Regions from separate parts of the Homo sapiens genome. Here region 2 is linked to region 1. The links are chromatin contacts, found by Hi-C or POLR2A ChIA-PET in ENCODE. All regions are on one chromosome and are shown on one strand. Each heading gives the region's core, a stretch centred on a gene start or an enhancer-like site at or near the end of the contact. The rest is flanking DNA. Distances are from core to core; before and after follow the strand shown.

Evidence for each region. A loop is a pair of places that touch in the nucleus more often than their neighbours do. ChIA-PET counts read pairs that join two places held with the same protein, here RNA polymerase II (POLR2A).
Region 2: a loop to region 1 is called in a map of gastrocnemius medialis, with 2.6 times the contacts of the local background. The contact joins the enhancer-like site here to the promoter of SIRT2 in region 1. A Hi-C loop is called at or near these places in 1 of 168 maps with a recorded cell type or tissue (gastrocnemius medialis). POLR2A ChIA-PET finds 5 or more read pairs at or near these places in 1 of 52 experiments (common myeloid progenitor, CD34-positive).

The regions. Positions count from the first base shown.
Region 1 is chr19:38,898,302-38,901,844 of GRCh38, forward strand. It overlaps SIRT2 (sirtuin 2), which reads right to left and starts at 1,317. Exons shown (of 16, transcript NM_012237.4): 1 at 1,205-1,317; 2 at 78-124. The coding sequence starts at 1,220. NFKBIB (NFKB inhibitor beta) reads left to right here and starts at 1,668. Exons shown (of 6, transcript NM_002503.5): 1 at 1,668-1,910. The coding sequence starts at 1,732.
Region 2 is chr19:38,171,178-38,174,929 of GRCh38, forward strand. All of the region lies in intron 15 of SIPA1L3 (signal induced proliferation associated 1 like 3), which reads left to right. Among named protein-coding and RNA genes, the nearest start is that of SNORD152, 10 kb to the left of the region's middle. Within about 2 kb of position 2,179, at least 9 of the 41 ENCODE cell types and tissues checked have a DNase peak (open chromatin) inside an H3K27ac peak, as active enhancers do; they include gastrocnemius medialis, where a contact is called at or near this core.

The DNA of each region.
Region 1 (3,543 bases), core at 67-2,566:
CTTTGCCACCTCCCCCCAGTGTGGGATGTGGAACAAGTCCGTCTCTCTCCTCCCCTCCACCCTTTCCCCCATCTCACCTGAGCCTCCTGCACCTTCCCTGCCTGGGTCTCCAGAGGGTGAGAGGCTGGGGGAGGGGAGCAGAGGTGGTTACAGTGGGGAGAACGATTAAGGGGGGAATAAAGGGGTTCAAATGGTCAGTGAGGGGGCAAGAACACCCACCAACCTAGTTACACTGGGATGGGATGGTGGTAAAAATGGAGCAGAGGGAGGGAGGGGACGGAGAAAAGATCTTATCTACATGCAAAGTGATGCCGGGAGAGGTGATTAGTGAGGGGCAGAGAGGCTGGAGAGGAAGATTTAGGGGGACAGGGAGAAAGTAGGGGCTTTTGCCCAGGCTGGTCTTGAACTCCTGGGCTCAAGCGATCCAACCACCTTGGCCTCCCAAAGTACTGGGATTACAAGCATGAGCCATTGTTTCTGGCCCTGACTTACTTTCTTTCTTTTTTACTTTTTAGAGAAAGGGTCTCGCTCATGTCACCCAGGTTGGAGTGCAATAGTGCGATCATAGCTCACTGCAGCCTCAAATTCCTGGGCTCAAGCGATCCTCCTCCTCCTACCTAGGGGATTCAGGGCATGAAGGAACACTCAGGAGGAGTTAGGAAGGACACGACAGTGTGTGAGTGTGTGTGCGGGGAGGGTTAGATTTACAAGGCAGAGGGAAGTTTAGAAAGGAAAAGAGAAGGGAAGAGACGCTTTGGCTGGGAGGCAGGTTTAGGAGGGAGGTGCAGTGGTGCAGTGGAGGCGGTAGGTTTAGGAGAGGCGCGGAACAAGGGGAAGCCATAGGAGGGGTCAGCAGGGGTCCCTCAGCATCCTCTGGTTGCCTCTAACAATCAGGTACCCATAGCAAGCGGGACCGGGGCAACTTATGTTCTTTGCAGCGAGGGACCTTAGCAACCAAGGTGCGAGAAACACGCGATCATTGGCAACTTGGCAAGTGGATGTGGTAAACGAACCCTGAACACACTGCGACCCAGAAACCCACCAGCCTAGCGATACAGATCGCTAAGCAACAGCCCTCAGAATCCCACTCCCCGAAGCGCTCCCTACTTCCCGCCCCACCGCGGCCACCCTTGGGCCCCGGGGCCTGCAGCATTCAGCCAGGCCCCGGCGCGGCCCGACCCTCCTACCCGGATCCCCGACTCACGGTCTGGCTCTGCCATGGGCGCGGTGCTGAAGCCCTTGAGGCTGTCACCGACCGCTCTGTCCCGTCACCAACCACTGTGTCCCGTCACCGACTGCTCTGTCCTGTCACCGACTGCTCTGTCCCGTGACGGCACCAGAAATGGGAGTGGCCGTGATAGGGCACAGAACTACAACTCTCAGCAGACATTGCGGCCGCAGACGCGCTTTCGTACAACACCCAGAGCGCCCCAGTTAGGTAAGAAAGCGCGCGAGGACCGGACTACGAGTCCCAGAAGGCGTGGCGTCAGCAGCCATGTTGGTAAAGGGCGCCCGGAAAATGTGGGAACGGCTAGAGAGTTGTAGTCCTCCCGAATACTCTGATTGGTCAGGATGCAGTACGAGGGCGGGGTGTGAGCGATTCAGCATATTATCATTGGGTGAATCAGGGGGCGTGGTGGGGAATTTCCCGCAGGGCGGAAGCTCCAGAACTCCCGGCAAAGCCCAGCTACAGGCGGGCGACTGCGGGGGGCCCCTGAGGCGGCGGGGGCCATGGCTGGGGTCGCGTGCTTGGGAAAAGCTGCCGACGCAGATGAATGGTGCGACAGCGGCCTGGGCTCCCTGGGTCCGGACGCAGCGGCCCCCGGAGGACCTGGGTTGGGCGCGGAGTTGGGCCCGGGGCTGTCGTGGGCTCCCCTCGTCTTCGGCTACGTCACTGAGGATGGGGACACGTGAGTGAACCTTAGGCTGCCAAACGGAGCCCTAGGACCCGGCGTCACATTCCTCATTAATCTCTGATCCCTGAGGCTTCCTAACCTCATACTCCTAAATCTGACTTCCGATGCTGAACTTCCTGACCTCTAACCCCCGAGTCCTAACTTTTAACAAAACCAATCTTCTATCTAGCTATGATCCTAACCCAATCATTTCTTACCTTCTTTTCTTGAACTATGATTCTCAGCTCCTGGAATCCACATTGTATCCACTGATACCCAAACCTGACTCCAGTCCTGAGACTTCTGTTAGAACTGTGGCTTCTCCTGACTTCTAACCTCCAAATATGATCTTTGATTCTTAGTTCCCGATTTGAGCCCTAGAGTTTGATTTCCGAAATTAATACTTGGTCCCTGACTCTAAGATCCTGTCTTCTGAGCAGTGTTCTTCAAATCTTAAATTCAAAGAGAGAGAATGTAAGCTCTTCTATGTTGAATTCCTAATTAAAGTAAAAAAATAGGAAAATTAAAAAAAAGAATGTTAGCTCCATGAGACCAAGGATTCATCTGTTAAACAAATATTCTTTACACATTACCACGTTCCAGGCTCCGTTTAGGTGCTAGTGATAAAGGCAGTGAAGAAAACAAACAAAAACTTAAGCCCTTGTGGAGCATACATTTTAGTGGAGCTAAATAAACAGATTGATAAGACCACAAGGAAGGAAAGAAATGGAAAGACAGGAAGAAACAAAGAAAGACACGCAGAAAGAAAGAAACATAGAAAGTAAGAAAAGGAAATAAAGTCAGAGGTAGTTAAGTACTTTGGAGAAAAATAAAGCAGGAAAATGAGGCAATAGATAAACAAGATAAGAGCATTTCAAGGAGAAGGAACTGCAGTTGCAAAGGCCCAGATGAGGGATTGTACTGGGTTTTTTGTCTGTTGTGTTTACTGCTGTATGCCCAGTGATGCAAGCAGGGCCTGATCCAGGAGGCACTGAATATTGATCTCAACCAGCTTTATAGTCTCGTTAATTTTCATTAAATTTCATTAATTAATTTTGGTTTCATTAATTTTTTTTTACTTTCTATTCAATTGGTCTCTGTTCTGACTTTTTTTTTTGAAACGAAGTCTCACTCTGTCGCCCAGGCTGGAGTGCAGTGGCATGATCATGGCTTACTATAGCCACAACCTCCTGGCTCAAGTGATCCTTGCACCTCAGCCTCCTGAGTAGCTGGGACCACAGGCACATGCCACCATGCCTGGCAAATTTTTAAATTTTTTTGTCCCCCTATGTTCTCAAACTCTTTTTTTTTTTTTGAGACAGAGTCTTGTTCTGTCACCCAGGCTGGAGTATAGTGGCACTATCTCTGCTCGCTGAAACCTCTGACTCCTGGGTTTAAGCAGTTCTACTGCCTCAGCCTCCCAAATTTGGGATTACAGGCACGTGCCCCCACACCTGGCTAATTTTTGTATTTTTAGTAGCAACAGCAGTTTCACCATGTTGGCCAGGCTGGTCTCAAACTCCTGACCTCAGGTGATCCACCCGCTGTGGCCTCTCAGAGTGCTGGGATTACAGGTGTGAGCCACTGTGTGCAGCTGTGGTCTCAAACTCTTGAGCTCAAGCATTCTTCCCACCTTGGCCTCCCAAAG
Region 2 (3,752 bases), core at 929-3,428, 730 kb before region 1:
GCAAAGTCCCTGTGGTAGGGAGGAGGGTGGTATCGTCAGGCCACTGAACACAGGCCCTTGGGCTCAAGTATAGAAATTGTGGCTGGGCACAGTGGCTCATGCCTGTAATCCCAGCACTTTGGGAGGCCAAGGCAGGAGCATCACTTGAGGCCAGGAGTTTGAGACCAGCCTGGGCAACATAGACCCATCTCTATCCCCCTACCAAAACTTTTTTTTTTTTTTTTTTTTTTTTGAGATGGAGTTTCGCTCTTGTTGCCCAGGCTGCAGTGCAATGGCACAGTCTCAGCTCACTGCAACCTCTGCCTCCCAGGTTCAAGCGATTCTCCTGCCTCAGCCTCCCGAGTAGCTGGGATTACAGGCACCTGCCACCACGCCCGGCTAATTTTTGTATTTATAGTAGAGACAGGGTTTCACCATGTTGGCCAGGCTGGTCTCGAACTCCTGACCTCGGGTGACCCACCCACCTTGGCCTCCCAAAGTGCTGAGATTACAGGCATGAGCCACCATGCCTGGCCAAAAATTTTTTTAAATTAGCTGGGTATGGCAGTAGGCTCCTGCAGTCCCAGCTACTCAAGAGGCTGAGGTGAGAGGATCACTTGAGCCTGGAAGTTCGAGACAGCAGTGTGCTGTGATTGCACCACTGCACTCCATCCTGGGTAACTGATTGACACCCTGTTGATCAATCAATCACTCCATCCTGGGTGACAGAGCAAGGCCCTGGAGGTAGGTAGGTAGGTAGGCAGGTAGGGCAGCCAATGGGAGGTTGGGGAAATCAGCAGTGGCCAGAACATTCAGGGCCCTACCAGCTCCATTATGGAGTTTGGATCTCATCTTAAGAGCAGCCAGGGTAATGCGGGTGGATTTGTGTTCCAAAATATGGTGCTGGCAGCGAGACAGGAGGCAAAGTCTCTGAGGGGGCTGAGGCTTGGATCTGCATGGGAGGACGTGGGCCTGAGCTGGAGGACAAAGCAACTGTGGATGTGGCAGCAGGCGGCATTGCCAGGAAGTAAGCTGGGAGGGAGATGCAGGCCCAGGGCAGAGCCAGCAAGCCATGTGAGAGTCCAGGGTGGCTGCCACGTGTCTGGAGGCTGCCGTGGCCTGGGAGCACCTGAGGTGCTTGTGAGAAGAGGAGGCAGAGTGGGGCAGCCAGCGGGGACTGATTCTTCCAGTCACTGACCTTTGCAGCCCCTACTCTGTGCCAGGTGTCGCAGCATCCTTCCCTTATGGAGCTGTCATTCTCCTGGAGACAGGACAAGACAGACAGACAGCCGAACCACCGTGGAGTGTGCCAGGAGGTGATAAGTGCTGGGGAGGAAAGGCAAAAACAGCGGGTCTCTGGGAAGGCTTCTCAGGAGGTGATGCGTTGTAGGAAGCCAGGGTGAGATCCAGGCAGTGGAAACAGTAGATGACTAGACCCTGAGGGTGAACTTACTCTCAATGCTCCAGAAATGGTCAGGTGGCCAGAGGGGCTGAAGCAGGTGGGATGGGGGGAGAGTGGCAGGAGGTCAGCATAGTGAGGTGGCAGGAGCCTGGTTCTAGCGGGCATATTGACCAAAGTCAGATGCTGGGATTTGGTTCCAAGGGACATGGGAGCCATGGGAGGCATTTGAGCACATCATCTGACTTAATGTTTTTAAAAAGATTACTGTGGGCTGGACGTAGTGGCTCACACCTGTAATCCCAGCACTTTGGGAGGCTAAGGCAGGTGGATCACTTGAGCCCAGGAGTTCAAGACCAGCCTGAGCAACATGGCAAAACCCCATGTCTACAAAAAATTAGCTGGGTGTGGTGGCACACGCATGTTGTCCCAGCTACTTGGGAGGCTGAGGTTGGAGGATTGCTTGACCCCGGGAAGTGGAGGCTGCAGTGAGCCGAGATCACATCACTGCACTCAGCCTGGGTGACAAAGTAAGACCTTATCTCAAAAAATGATAATAATAAAATGTAAAAATGAAAAAATAGAAAAGATCACTGTGGGCTACTCTGGAGAGGACGGACTATCTTGGGCAGGGGGAGGATGGTGGTCAGCATTCAAAGGCTGCCAGGAGAGGGATGGGTCCTGACACGCCCAAGCGGGGAGCCCCCTACCCTCCCTTCCCCGGGCTGCGGCCCTTGCCGTGGAAGCAGGTGCAGCCTGTAGCAGCTTGTGCCCATCGATGACCTCACAGATGCTCCCTCCAGACATTCGTCATGGGAGCCCAGCTGCCAGGCATGCTGCCAGGCGCCAGTGCCTGCCATGGGCACCGCAGTGGGCTGAGTGATCCTGGGCGGGCAGCCACCTGGCCCTCGCCCTCTCCTGAGGCAGCACGCACTCCAGAGCTTTCTGGGCTTCCAGAGCAATTTGTCAGAGCTGTTAGGAGCAGTCATAGGCTCTCGGCTCCACATGGAGCTGACGCAGCCGGGCGTTCCCAGGCAGGCAGGAAGCACGTGGCCTTGCTTCCCCAGGCTGCGCCAGGAGTCCCTGGGATGCCCTTCTGGGGACACAGCCCTGAAAGGTAATCTGAGGGCCTGAAGATCCACCGGGGCCCACCCTGCCTGTGAGTGTTGGGAGGCTGGGGTCACCTGAGACAGAGACCTCCTCGGAGAGTCACAGCTTGGGAAGAGGAAGCGAGGCCGTCTCCTGGAACTCAAGGGAGTGCGGAAGCCAGGCAGAGATCTGCAGGGCGGGGAGCAGTGCAAAGGTCCCAAGGTAGCAGTGTTTCTGATGTGTTTGAGGAACAGCTTCCGCATGGCTGGAGCAGAGTGAAGGAGAGGGAGTGTGGAGGAGCTGGGGGCAGAGAAGAGAGGGGGGCAGATGGGGGGCCCTGTCGGGAGGGCTCTGGGTCTTACCCAGAGTGAGGTGGAACCCTGAGAGAGTCCTGATCTGATTCACATGTTCCCAGGATCTCTCTGGCTGTGTGCTGAGGCTGGGGAAGGATGCAGGAGGAAGAGGGAGCCAGGAGGAGGCCGCTCTGACAATACAGGTGGCAGTGGTTGGTGGAGGTAGCGAGCAGTGGCTTGATTGGTATCTCTGTTGAATCTCTTGCCTAGACCCTCTCTGTGTCTGCTTCCTGAAGACCCGTCGCTTCTGCCCCACAGGCCACAGGGGCAATGTGGCTGCTTACGGCTCCTACACTGGAGCACAATTCCAGCCGCATGCAGGGATGAATTGGTTCTCCAGCCCATGACACACGTCAGGGAGAGAAAGCAAGATTGGTCCAGGGTGAAGGCCAAGTGGCTGGGGGCCCTCGGGGTATGTGGGTGAGCAGTGTGACTTCAGGGCTCTTCCTCTGACTGCCTATGTCTACATCACAGCTCCACCTCTTACCCCAACTGCGTGATCTCTCTCAGGCCCCTTAGGTGCTCTGAGGCTCAATGTCCTCATCTGTAAAATGGGGGTAATAGGATCTGTCAACCAGACACGGTGGCTCGCCTCTCATCCCAGCACTTTGGGAGGCCGAGGCGGGCGGATCACCTGAGGTCAGGAGTTTGAGACCAGCCTGGCCAACATGATGAAACCCCGCCTCTACTAAAAATACAAAAATTAGCCAGGTGTGGTGGCGGGTGCCAGTAGTCCCAGAGACTCGAGAGGCTGAGGCGAGAGAATCACTTGATTGCAGTGAGCTGAGATGGCACCACTGGACTCCAGCCTGGGTGACAGAACTAGACTCTTTCTCAAAAAAAAAAAAAAGGATCCTCCATCTAAAGTTGTGAGGGCGAACTGAGACCATGAGTTTAAAGCACTTATCACAGGACTGGAGACATAGCTGGGC